3 separate regions of the Homo sapiens genome follow, and regions 1 and 3 are each linked to region 2. A link is a contact called in ENCODE Hi-C or POLR2A ChIA-PET data. All regions are on one chromosome and are shown on one strand. Each heading gives the region's core, a stretch centred on a gene start or an enhancer-like site at or near the end of the contact. The rest is flanking DNA. Distances are from core to core; before and after follow the strand shown.

Region 1 (4,009 bases), core at 282-2,781, 790 kb before region 2:
GGGAAGTGGGCTATTATTTTTGGTTTTCATACATTATGACTCTCAGCATATGAATCTATTTAGAACAAGGCTGAGAAAAGATGACATAGAGGGTTGCTGAGAGAATTGAACTGATGCATGAAAAATGTTCAGCACAGTGCCTGATTTACAGTGAGTGATCATTGTTAGCTGTCATAATTTTTTCAGGCTTATGTGATCCTTATGTCTTGAATGGTTTAGCTGTGGCCCTAGCTGGAGACTAGAGGATAAACTGAGACTCCTCGTCAAATCATAAACCTAGTTGGTGGCTGGGCAGAGATTTCTTGCATCATCTGTTGTAACCCTTTCTTCTTATAACCACCTAGTTTCTGCCCACCTTTGAGGAGGGGTATTTGGGATAACTTTTTGTAAATTGATGGTAAATGCAAATATAGTAATGTCAACTTTAGATCAGTGACAAAATTTTAACTTGCTTCTCCACTAAATCGAGACTGAAAAACCTCAAAACCTATGGACAAGATGTTTTTCAAAACTCCACTTCGGTTTACAGGTGTGTGCTTGGGGCAACCAAAACAAAGATTACTGCGATGATGGCAGCCACCCAGGCTCAGATAAAAGAGGCGCCTCTCAGCGTGCTTTGCGGTGCCAGCCCACCTGAGGTCAGACTCAATTCTCCCCACTTAGGGCAGGGATAACAGAGCCCCCGAGCCTGGGTTGGAAGTCCGTACTACCGTTTTCCTAGTCTTGGGCTTTGGGGTCAGCGGTCCTCCAGGCTTGCTCCGGTTTGGGTCCTGGGGTGACTGATGGCTGGGTGCGGACAGGTGGCCGCGGCACTGTCCCCATCGATTCACCACGCCGCTCTCGGCCCTAAGGGGCAACACTTCGCTCCGACTCTACCAAGTAAGTGTCCGGGGTGGGCAACCAGACGCAAAGCGCAGCGGGATCGGTTCCCGCCAGGGCTGCTCCCGCCGCCTCCGCGGACCCAGCCCCTCCCGCGCCGCGACTCGCCCAGCCTGGGGAGGAAGGGTCCGTCCAGGGCTCCCAGCCCCGCCGGGGGGAGGAGGAGGCGGCGGGACCCTGTCCCGGGGCTTCTTCCTGCTTCCCCCAGCCTCCACTCCCGCCGCCTTCCCGTCCGGTGGCTCCATTTTTCAGGCGCGTTCTCCTCAGGGAGAAGGCGTCCGTCCCCGAGCCTTCCCCTCGTAGTCCCCTGGGGGCCCCGCTCCCCATCCTCTAGGCTCTTGCAGCGCCCCCTCAGGCCGCCGCCCCAATCCCGCCCCCGGGCTCCGGCGGGGTACTGGGCGCAGGTCACCTCAGCGCGGGAGGCCGGCGCGGCGGCGGGTGGCTCCGAGAGGTGCCGCGCCCGCTCCCGGGGAAGGCGCTGTGGCGCGGGGCCGCCCCCTTGCGCCCCGGGCGCCGGCTGCGTCCCGGCCTCCTCCTCCTCTTCCTCCGCCCTCCTTGGCTGGGAAAGTGGGAGGCGGCGGCGGCGGCGTGGTGTGTGTGCGCGCGTGAGGGGGGCAGCAGAGAGGAGTCTCCCGGTGCCGCCGCGGCGTCAGAGACACTGCGAGCGGCGAGCGCGGTGGGGCCGCATCTGCATCAGCCGCCGCAGCCGCTGCGGGGCCGCGAACAAAGAGGAGGAGCCGAGGCGCGAGGTAGGGCGCGCGGCCGGCGCGGGGTCGACGGGGACCCAGCGTCGGCGGACCCCTAGCCGCGGAGAAGGCGGTGGTCTCGACATTCCCCCATCCCCGCCCTGGGTCGGTCTCTCTCTCCCCTCGCCCTCGGGTCCCCGTGGGCCGGGAATCAGGACCTGCGGAAGCGGAGCAGCCCGCGGCCTCTGCCTTCTCCGGGCAGGAAGCTGCCAGGGCTCCGTGCCGCGGTCTCCCCGGGCGCAGCCCAGCACCCCCTGCTTCCCGGATGGCGCGGTCTCTCTGGGGACTGTCGCCTTATCTTGGCTGGGCTAGAAAGCTGCTTCCCCGTGGCACTCTGTGGGGCTGAGTTTCGCAACTTAAGCCTGCGCATTTATTTTTAAGTCCTTGAAAACTTCCCGCAGTCGTGTAGAGGGATTTGTGTCCCCGGCCTGAGCTAAAGGGAGGCGGAGATGAGGGAGGCTGTAGGGTGAGATCCCCACGCCGGGACCGGCCGGGCCGCAGCCCCAGGCCGCGACCGGCTCCTGCCGGGTGCCGCCGACACCTGGCCCCGGGGTGTGTCTGCGGCGAGCGGCCGCCGCGCCTCCCTGCGGGCTTGGGAGTACCTGTGCTTGGCGCCGTGGGAGCGGGGGTGCAGCCCTGGGGCTCCCCCGCTCCGGCTTTGTCAAGAACAGCTGTTAATGCTCCCAGCCAAATCTTTTTACTCCCGTTCTCCTGGGCATTCACTTTTACATTTATTTTGGCGGTGGGGGGAGAGCGGCGCAGTAAGTGGCTTGCTTTTTCCTGAATGGCCTCATTTTCATATGCCCACAGTTTCCAGTCCAACCTTCCATTGTCGAATTCTTTTGGTGATAATTTTGCCAGCTTTTCTGAATGGGATTAGGACAGGCCGTTCAGAAATGTGTTTCAGAGTTTATCAACTACTGCCCTGAAGGGCGCTTTTCTGTTTTAGCTGCTTTCAAGCAAATCTGTGTCTTTTAGAATTGTCAACCTTCAGCTCTTTTTGGTTGGGCAAAATTAAACAGTTCTATTTTTAATAACAGCGAAGAAACATATGTATTTAATATTGGGATCATTTACCACGAGCGATTACATGAGGCATGGTTTCTTAAACGCTAAAGTGGCTTAAAAAAGGGAATTTAGTTGGATATAAAAGTAAATTTCAGGTAGAGGAAACTTTCAATGGCCTCTGTCAGCTTCTCCTATGAGTTGAAGACTTTATTAAGGCAGCTGATACCACTTTCAGAGCTTAAGAAATTATGTTCCTTATTGCACTTCATAAATCCTTCTGCGGGAATTATGTAATACTCTGTGCCTTGTGTTTGCCCAGTGAATCCCTAGATATCTTTAGGGGTTAATTTTGCGTTGTTTAGAAAGCCTGTTTTGTTTTCAGTTGTTGACTTTGGAGTTTAGGAACCCACATTCCAAAGCAAAGCTACACTATTCAGACAGGGAATAGTGTACTTTTGGGTACTTTTTGATTCTTGGCTCCTTTGAACTTTTTCCCTAGATAACAACACTCATGTTCTCTTTTCCCCCTTTTCCCCATGACTCTAGAGCAAAGTCTGAAATGGATGTTACATGAGTCATTTTAAGGGATGCACACAACTATGAACATTTCTGAAGATTTTTTCTCAGTAAAGTAGATAAAGATGGATGAATCAGCCTTGTTGGATCTTTTGGAGTGTCCGGTGTGTCTAGAGCGCCTTGATGCTTCTGCGAAGGTCTTGCCTTGCCAGCATACGTTTTGCAAGCGATGTTTGCTGGGGATCGTAGGTTCTCGAAATGAACTCAGATGTCCCGAGTGCAGGACTCTTGTTGGCTCGGGTGTCGAGGAGCTTCCCAGTAACATCTTGCTGGTCAGACTTCTGGATGGCATCAAACAGAGGCCTTGGAAACCTGGTCCTGGTGGGGGAAGTGGGACCAACTGCACAAATGCATTAAGGTCTCAGAGCAGCACTGTGGCTAATTGTAGCTCAAAAGATCTGCAGAGCTCCCAGGGCGGACAGCAGCCTCGGGTGCAATCCTGGAGCCCCCCAGTGAGGGTAAGTAGCCTACAGAGGTAGTTTGGTGAATAAAGGTGGTAATGTCCACATTTTTTCTTTATTCTTTAGCTTGGTGTTTTCGAAGTCAACTCATTGCTTAGGAAACCATACATACTGGAACAGATAGATTATACCTCTGAATATTTTTTTCCCCCATCTTGGAATGAGATTGGATATAAATAATAAATTTTATTGTTTTGAAAATTATCTCTAGATAGTCTCTGTTATCTTTTAAGATAAATTTTGGGAAACAAGTAGCAATTAGTGAATGAAATCTAAACCAGCTTTTGTTCTGTGCCCATTTTAAAATGGAAATTTGGTATTTTATCATTTTGATGGGGC
Region 2 (4,142 bases), core at 262-2,761:
GAGAACTGGATATTGATTTGGAGTAGAGTCTGCTTATGTGCATTGTACATATACTTTGCGGTGGGAAGTGGGATGTGTGGAGTTAACATCTAGGGAATCCCCACCTGATACATCTATATCTTTAAGAGAGAAAAACAACAGCAGACAGTCAATTATATTAAGAACATGTAGGGCCCACTTCTACAACCAAAAGAGGAAATCCCCATTAAATTGTATGTGCTTTGGGGGAGGAATAATGACACTGTAGTATTTAAAAGAACTGGAATGAGATAATATATACAGAGAATATTGTAGATATTATCTTTGGAATTAAATTTTGAAGTCTTGGCTACCATTAACTACCTGTAGGGTCATCGACAAGTAATTGAATTCTCTAAGCCTTATTTACCTCATCCATAAAATAGCAACAGTAAAGTTGCTCATGGGATTTCTGTGAGATTTAATGTGATAATACATGTTAAGGGCTTAGCCTATTGCCTGGCACATAAAAAGCTCAATGAATGCTTTTACAGCAAAGCCCAATTTTCTGCTGCTAGCAAATGCATTCTTATGATACAAAGGTCCAGTATCAGATGCTAGAGAGGAATTCATCTGAGATGAACTCATGACTTAATCATGAGTCATTTCAGGTTCTTTCTCAATGTCATCCTCATTGAGAAAGAGAATCATAACTATTTTCAACCAAACATAAAATTAAAGAAAAATCCTGACAGAAGTGAGCAATGTTTTCACCTCCTTTTCGAAGCCACTTTATATTCCAGAGTCTGAGAAAAAACTTTGTTCTTCTGGGCTCTTTCTATTGTGAACAAGTCACTTCCACCCTTTCCTTTTCTTGAAGACAGAACTTCCGGTTTCGATTTCTCTCCATTTATTACCCCATGCCGTTACTGGGGCACCCTCACCACCACCTTGAATCTCAATATATTCTGCACATGCATAACGTCATGGAATTAAGCGTCTGGAGCACTAAAGACCATGATGGGCTGGGGTTGAAACTCGAATTTCAAACATTAATGAGCTTGATGACAAAACTAAAGAGCATTCTTCTTCTCAATTTAAATTCTCTGTGATAGATGATTGGTCTTTCAAATGTTCACACTGGACAGTTATACTATTGGAAATTTTTCATAAAATGAACTTCTTAGGACAGAAACTCAAAGCCCCTAATCCTTTTTTACTCCATTTTTGCCTGTCCAGTACCTTGCCAGAAAAGAAAAACGCCACACCTCACCGCAGACTTTCATAGTGCTTAGCGTGCTGCATTTACTCTCAGCCTCAATTCCTTGTTTAGAGTCCCAGATTTCTCTGCTTTCTTTCCCTTTACAATTACATGCATGTCCCAGATAGCATATCATCGCTTCTACTATTACTTCCCTAAGATTCTCAGAGTAAACCAATGCAGACCTATATTCTACCTCCAGAAAACTGCGGAAATCGAAAAGGCCTCGCGGTGGAGAAAAGAAACCGAAACTAACTCCCTAGATAAAAACTCAGGCGCTGGCTGCTGTGTGGCTCAGAGCGCCCAGTCCGACGCCAGGCTCTGCGCTCGGTCTCCTCTGCTCCACCTCCTCCCCGCGGGGCGTGCAGCTCCGAAGCTCTTTGGACCTAGCAGGTTCGGCGGCCGGGGTGAGGATTGCGGGTGACGTCGGGTGTCGCTAGGGACCCTGGAGCGGAGCTGTCCCGCGGGGGTTCTAGGATTCCTTCAACATCCAGATGGACCGGGCGGGGAGGTGGCCTGGTGGCTTCGTGCGCGCCGGGCGAGGGAAGCTGGGGCGCCCACTGGGCTCGGGCGGCAGCTTCGCGGAGAGGTAGGGAAGAGGGACAACCACCGTGAGAGAGGAGAGTGCTCAGGCATTTAACGGGTCCTCTGCACCCGAGGGGGCCTGGGGATCTGGGGTGCTGAGGAGAAAGTAAGGGTCACCACATCTGAGCACAGCCATTCGAACCTGGACATTGACAGGCAGCAAGCCGCTTCCCTTTTTTCCGTCTTGTATTTAAGCTTTTTTTTTTTTTTTTTTTTTGAGTCAGTCTCGCTCTGTCGCCCAGGCTGGAGTGCAGTGGCGTTATCTCTGCTCACTGCAACCTCCACCTTCCGGGTTCACGCTATTCTCCTGCCTCAACCTCCCGAGTAGCTGGGACTACAGGCACCCGCCACCACGCCCGGCTAATTTTTTTTTATTTTTTATTTTTTATTTTTAGTAGAGACGGGGTTTCACCATGTTAGGCCAGGATGGTCTCGATCTCCTGACCTCGTGACCCGCCCGCCTAGGCCGCCCAAAGTGCTGGGATTACAGGCGTGAGCCACCGCGCCCGGCCGGATTTAAGCTCTTAATAGCGGAAATAAGGTTTTACTATTTCTCTGGAAAGGTACTTTGTTCTTTTTTCCCGCTTCTCTTTTGTTTACAAAGTTACATTGATAAATTTATAATAAACTTCTCAAGGTTTTCCATAATCAAAGAAGCTGACATCATCCGTGATGGGGCCTTAAGGATTATGAAAGCTCCTAATGACTGCTAGAAAAAGCGGTCAGAACCAAACAGAAGCAAGTCCTTTAAAGACACAATAAGAAGTCCAAACCATAACATCAACGACATACAGACCTTCATGATTTCGAGTGTTCTCCTGAAAACAGTAACATACCATTCAATCTAAGATTTGCAGTTTGAAGTTTGGTGGAACTCAGGTGCTGAGAGTTGAGGGTACTAAAATAAATGAGGGTGAGTTATGCTTCCAAGGCTCTTCGCCTTCTATCCCAAAGATATTGGGGATAGTTTAGTGTGAATCCTTCCTGATACTCTACAAAGAGACAAGTTTTTGTCTATAGCTCCTATCTCTCTATCCATCCATCCATCCATCCATCCATCCATCCATCCATCCATCATCCAGCCATCCAACCATCCGTCCATCCATCGATCCATCATCTGTCTATCTCTAGATCCATACACTTTAAAAGATATTTTGGCTGTCATACTGGTATGCTTTTCTTGGTTCATGATTTATTGGTACCTGTCAGTCTTACTTAGTAATTGCTGTATGATACCCCATGGTATGCTGGGTCATAATTGATCAGTTTTATTTGAAGCAGAAGAGAAAGACATAAAACAAAAATTAAATGCCCTTCTCTACTACTTTCCCCTTCATACTTAGTCTCACAGTTTTAGTTCTCCTGAGGCGTTACCACTCCAAAGATATACATTTCTTTCTTGGTTGCTTATAAATTATATGCTTACAAATCAGTCTTTTGTTTTATCTACTTTAGACAGACTCCGACGACTCCCTGTGAAAGAAATACTTCTAATATGAATTATATATTTTTAAAAATTCTTCTCAGGATTAGCTTTATGGCTTTTAATAAAATACCCATGTTAATTATCATCCACGGCTATGTTGATGTGGGTGGAAATCTCTGTGGTTTTCCCTGCTGCAGGCTCATTTTCTGCTTTGTAAGTATGGAGACCTGCTGGTTGATTTACTGATATCACCCTTTTTTATAACCTGCTGCTTGTTTTACTGATGTAACCATTTTTAAGGCAGCTCATAGTTTATTTGGAAATACAATTCTCTAAGAAATGTATCCAGCTTCTTATGCTCTAGTTAGTTCCCTATGCCGTTAATTACACCCAGAGAGTTTCTATTTTCATCCTAATTCCCTCTCAAATTAGCATAATCTGTCTTAAGTTCATTTGAAATGATAGTCTGGCCTGGGAGGGTAACACCTCCACCTAATACTTGCAGCAAGGCTAAGTCCTTCTGTTTAACTGAGAATTCTTTATGAGTCTTTGTTGAGCAAGGTGTTTTTTTTCTTTTTTTTTTGTCCTATCACTTTTTATTTGCAGTACAGAAGCTGTCACCTGTGCGACCCAAATTTCTTGGCTCCCTTCCTTCTTCTCCTCTTTTCCCCTCCCCTCCCCTCCCCTTCGCTTCCCTTCCTTTTTAAAATAGGGATGTGGTCTCATTTTGTTGCCCAGGTTGGTCTCCAACTCTTGGCCTTGAGCAGTCCTCCCACATCAGCTTCCCAAAGGGCTGGGATTATAGGTATGAGGCGCTGTGTCCAGCCAATTCTCTTCTTTCCAGCTCTGCTTTCATACCACCCAGTTCCTTCTTAAGACATTTCTCTTTCCCATTCTTCCTTGGTCATAGCT
Region 3 (4,622 bases), core at 372-2,871, 580 kb before region 2:
GGACCCCTAACACAAGTGGCGTTGGAGCAGAATGCAAATGATCTTAATCCCCTAAAATTGCAGTTTCTTACTTATAGAAATTTTATATATAAACACACACACACACGGCTAAGGGTCCTTGTAGGGCCTTGGAAGGAGCCCGTGCAAATGAGGGATTCTGAAGCTTCAACCCCATTAGCTTCACTGCACAGCCATAGCTGATGGGGTGGGAGGATGGATGCTGAGCAAAGCCAGAAATCAGGTTCTTGCTGAGAAGACCAACACAAAAGACCACGATGCCACAGTCCGCAGTCCAGTGACTTGCTGACTGTGTCACTCTGAAGGAGAGATACGGGTGGGATAAATAAAGCCCTGAGTGGCAGCTCAGAAGGAGCCAGGGGGGATTTTCTGCAGGCCCCGGTACCCACAGTTACATCGCCCTCTTGGTACAGCCTCATCATGATGAGTTTCAAGAGAGAATTCAACAACGGCTCTCCTCCCTTAACTGTTTGGATGCTAAAGTGTTGTGATTTTTGTTATTACTGTTTCTAATTCAGATGGCTGATCAAACTCGGTGTTTTCTGATGCATCTGTGAACAAAGATTACACTTAGATAATGTCTAAAATGCAATGCCAGCTGAGTGCAGTGACTCACGCCTGTAATCTCAGCACTTAGGGAGGCCAAGGCAGGAGGATTGCTTGAGCCAAGGAATTTGAGACCAGCCTGAGCCATATTGTGAGGCCCCATCTCCACAAAAAAATTTAAAAATTAGCCTGCAGTCCCAGCTATTTGGGAGGCAGAGGTGGGAGGATCCTTTGAGCCCAGGAGGTCAAGACTGCAGTGAGCCATGATCATGCCACTGCACTCCAGCCTGGGTGATAGAGTGAGATCCTGTCTCAAAAAAATAATAAAATAATAAAACAAAATAAAATAAAATAAAATGCAGTGACACTTCTACCCTCATATGCTGGAGTTTGATGGGGGAGCACATTGATTTAGATGCCGCAAAAGCAGCATTTAGCTGTGGAATTACAGTCGTTACCCATTTGGGTATATTTTACTCTGCCTGGAAGAGTTCATGTGTTTCACGGTTGCTACTAGGTAAGGACGCAGGCCCTGGGAGATCCTGGTTCAACAGTGACTGTCTTATGTAACAGAGTCATTCTCTTTATGACCACCTTAGGAACCGCTAAGGAACATAATAAGAAATACACAGAACTGATTGTGGAACTGCTCTTTCTCCCTGCGATTCAGAGGGGAAAAGATAAAGCCACACAGCCCTGGGGCCTCTTGCTTAAGAACACATCTCAGTTTAACCACCAAGGCCGTTATGATAACAAATGTCAGTATGGAGGTGTGAACATCAGGGGCTATTCAAGGACGCTTCTCTGATCACTGCCATGTCTATCTGCTGTGATCACGACTATTTTATAAACACCCTTCCTACCCAATGCCATCAGAATTTTAGGGACGATGCTTCAGTAATTATCTTTTTTTCCCTCCTTCCTCCCTATTTTCTTTTTCCTCTGAATAGCTGCCAAAGTAACTAGAGTCATATAATTTTAGAGCTGGAAGCTCAGGGAGAGGCTTGGATCCTGATGACCCAAGCATGGGAGGGGCCTGAAAAAATGTCAACAGCGCTCCGTTGTTGATCCCACACATTTACTTAATATGAGCTGGTGCTGGCAGAGGTTTATGTTGGAAAGGCTGCAACTTTCTGTGCCCCACATAAATGAGATAAAACCTGGGGAAAGGAGTGTTGGTTTAAATCAGAAAGGCTCTGGTTTTTATTTGATACTAAACAAATCATGCAGTTTACAAGTCTGTGACACTCTAAGAGTTAACTAGCAGTTTTGTTTTTTTTCTTTTTTTTGAGACGGAGTTTCACTCTTGTTGCCTAGTCTAGAGTGCAATGGCGCAATCTCGGCTCACCGCAACCTCTGCCTCCCAGGTTCAAGCAATTCTCCTACCTCAGCCTCCCGACTAGCTGGGATTACAGGCATGCGCCACCATGCGCAGCTGATTTTTGTATTTTTAATAGAGACAGGGTTTCTCCATATTGGTCAGGCTGGTCTCGAACTCCCGACCTCAGGTGATCCGCCTGCCTCGGCCTCCCAAAGTGCTGGGATTACAGGCGTGAGCCACTGTGCCCGGCCTAATCAGCAGTTTTTAACATGCTACACAGGGTCTGGGAAAGACAGCTGCCAAGTTGGGGGCTTTGAAAATATGAGACATCTGTAAATAATAACCTTTGGGTATTTCACCTGTGTTTGCTTCTTTATATTACTTTTGTGTGTGTGTGTGTGTGTTTTGAGACAGAGTGTCTTGTCACCCAGGCTGGGGTGCAGTGGCGTGATCTCGGCTCACTGCAACCTCCACCTCCTGGGTTCAAGCAATTCTCCTGCCTCAGCCTCCCTCAGGCACTTGCCACAATGCATGGCTAATTTTTGTATTTTTAGTAGAGACGGAGTTTTGCCATGTTGGCCAGGCTGGTCTTGAACTCCTGACCTCAGGTGATCCACCCGCCTCGGCTTCCCAAAGTGCTGGGATTATAGGCGTGAGCCACCATGCCTGGCATATATTACTTTGTTCTAAAATTAATTTAGATCTGGCATCCTCTTTTTGTCCCTCAAATGTTATTTTACCAAAACATATATTATTGGGACAAGAGGCAAATTGCATGGCCAAGTTGAATGACGTTATTCCCCACTCTGACAGCTTTTGTTTTTAACTCTAGAATTTGTACATATGGCTTTGGAAACCTCATCCAACACTAAGTAATGAACATACATGAGGATACTATGTATTTTTCAACCTGCAAGCCCAAGATTTCAAATTCTTTGGTTTATCGCAGAGAACACATCTCTCAAATTGTCTTCAAGGAGCACTGCAGGAGGTACAATCCATTCCCCACTAACCCAGGAAGACTGTCTGAATTTTTTCAGAGGGAAGATGGGTGGGGGAGAAGTGGGGATGGTTAATGGGTACAAAAAAAAAAAATAGAAAGAATGAATAAGACCTAATATTTGATAGCACAACAGGGTGACTATAGTCAATAATAATTTAACTGCACTTTTAAAAATAATGAAAAGAGTATAACTGGATTGTTTATAACATAAAAAATAAATACTTAAGGGGACAGATACCTCGTTTTCCATGAGGTGATTATTATGCATTGCATACCTGTATCCAGAGTATCTCATGCAACCCATAAATATATACACCTACTATGTACCCACAAAAATTAAACATTAAAAAGTTAATCTTTTTAATGTTTAATTTTTTTTTTTGAGACAGGCGTGGTCTTGGCTCACTGCAACCTCTGCCTCCTGGGTTCAAGCAATCCTAGTGCCTCAGCCTCCGGAATAGCTGGGATTACAGGCCTGTGGCACCACGCCCAGCTAATTTCTGTATTTTTAGTGGAGACAGGGTTTTGCTATGTTGGCCAGGCTGAACTCCTGACCTCAGGTGATCTGCCTGCCTTGGCCTCCCAAAGTGCTGAGATTACAGGCATGAGGCACTGTGCCTGGACAGAAAGTTTTTAAAAAAAATTTGTTCAGAGGGAACCCATTTCCTCTTCTGCTACACAGACAGCCAGGCCTGACTTGCACTGTTTCTATCCCCCCACAAAAAAAGCAACAACATCACCGAGAAGATAGTTCTGTTTGTCTTGATGATCAACATAGATCTGTATAGTTGATTTTGTGCCAGCAACAGGCTCCAGTCACAACAACATGAGATTCCAGGCCTTTTTGCCTGCCATGCTGGACACAGACTGGGCCATAGAGAATAGGAGAACCCGTGTGTTCTTCTGAGTTGTCTGTGAAGAAAAATACACGGGGAGAGGGGTAGACGTGAGTTCCTGGAAGAGTGGAGATGTGTGGGGAATTCTCCAGCGTTCCTTAATTAGAAACACGACTCAGTGATGTTCTTTGGAGCCCAAGACCCCAGGAGGCACTGAGTCCAGTGGTCCCAGGAAGCTAAAAATGAGGGCAAGAGTCAGCGTGGCTTTAAAAATCTCTGATCACTCATCCCCCAGAATGAAATCTGGGACTCAAAAGCTCTGATGGAAATGAAGCAGACTTTAGGAGGTCTGGTTTCGGGGGTGCTCCAGGAGCTGAATGTGAAATGTTATTTGTTCCAGAAAGTCCTGGCAACTTGGCGCAGCGAATTTGATCAGCACCATACGTACGACCTGTCTCAGGAACGGTGCCATGTGTGTGACTAGGACTGCAAAGCAGCTTGTGTTCGTGGGGGAAATGACAGGCACAGGAAGGAAAAGCTGAGAACACTGAAACGGTTCCTAATCGTGCAGTGGGGAAAGGAGGGCGACTGCCGCGCAGAGTGGCACGTTGGCTGGAAGAGGGGATTGATCAGCAGTGCTGGCAGGAACAGCATAGGCTTGTCGTGTGATCTAACAGAAGAGGCAGCAATCTGGAGGCGCCCCAGATCAGAGAAGAGACATCAAGCCCCAGGAGAAATGGATTTCCTTTCTCCCCACCCATCAGCTGGGTAGGAAGCCCGAAGGAGCCTTTCATGGAACTATGGGAAGGGCTCCTCTGACGCAGAGGGGATGAACTGGAAGCAAGATGCTGACTGTTTCCAAAGGCTTGACAGTCAGAAGCAGGCAGGCTTCAGCCTA

What was found. A loop is a pair of places that touch in the nucleus more often than their neighbours do. ChIA-PET counts read pairs that join two places held with the same protein, here RNA polymerase II (POLR2A). Pooled maps may share reads with other maps.
Region 1: a loop to region 2 is called in a map of ascending aorta, with 2.8 times the contacts of the local background. The contact joins the promoter of SH3RF1 here to the promoter of DDX60L in region 2. A Hi-C loop is called at or near these places in 1 of 168 maps with a recorded cell type or tissue (ascending aorta), 1 of 37 single-sample maps with no recorded cell type and 8 of 50 pooled maps. POLR2A ChIA-PET finds 5 or more read pairs at or near these places in 1 of 52 experiments (Caco-2).
Region 3: POLR2A ChIA-PET joins it to region 2 with 11 read pairs in Panc1. The contact joins the enhancer-like site here to the promoter of DDX60L in region 2. A Hi-C loop is called at or near these places in 1 of 168 maps with a recorded cell type or tissue (PC-9). POLR2A ChIA-PET finds 5 or more read pairs at or near these places in 3 of 52 experiments (A549, Panc1 and activated CD4-positive, alpha-beta T cell).

Annotation. Positions count from the first base shown.
Region 1 is chr4:169,268,478-169,272,486 of GRCh38, reverse strand. SH3RF1 (SH3 domain containing ring finger 1) reads left to right here and starts at 1,531. Exons shown (of 12, transcript NM_020870.4): 1 at 1,531-1,628; 2 at 3,180-3,667. The coding sequence starts at 3,275. RefSeq lists silencers at 901-1,050, 1,091-1,850, 2,091-2,310.
Region 2 is chr4:168,477,861-168,482,002 of GRCh38, reverse strand. DDX60L (DExD/H-box 60 like) reads left to right here and starts at 1,511. Exons shown (of 38, transcript NM_001012967.3): 1 at 1,511-1,626. RefSeq lists an enhancer at 1,253-1,492.
Region 3 is chr4:169,059,675-169,064,296 of GRCh38, reverse strand. It overlaps LOC105377527 (a long non-coding RNA gene), which reads left to right. Exons shown (of 5, transcript XR_939429.3): 4 at 2,718-2,876; 5 at 4,125-4,622. Among named protein-coding and RNA genes, the nearest start is that of CBR4-DT, 52 kb to the right of the region's middle. Within about 2 kb of position 1,621, at least 16 of the 41 ENCODE cell types and tissues checked have a DNase peak (open chromatin) inside an H3K27ac peak, as active enhancers do.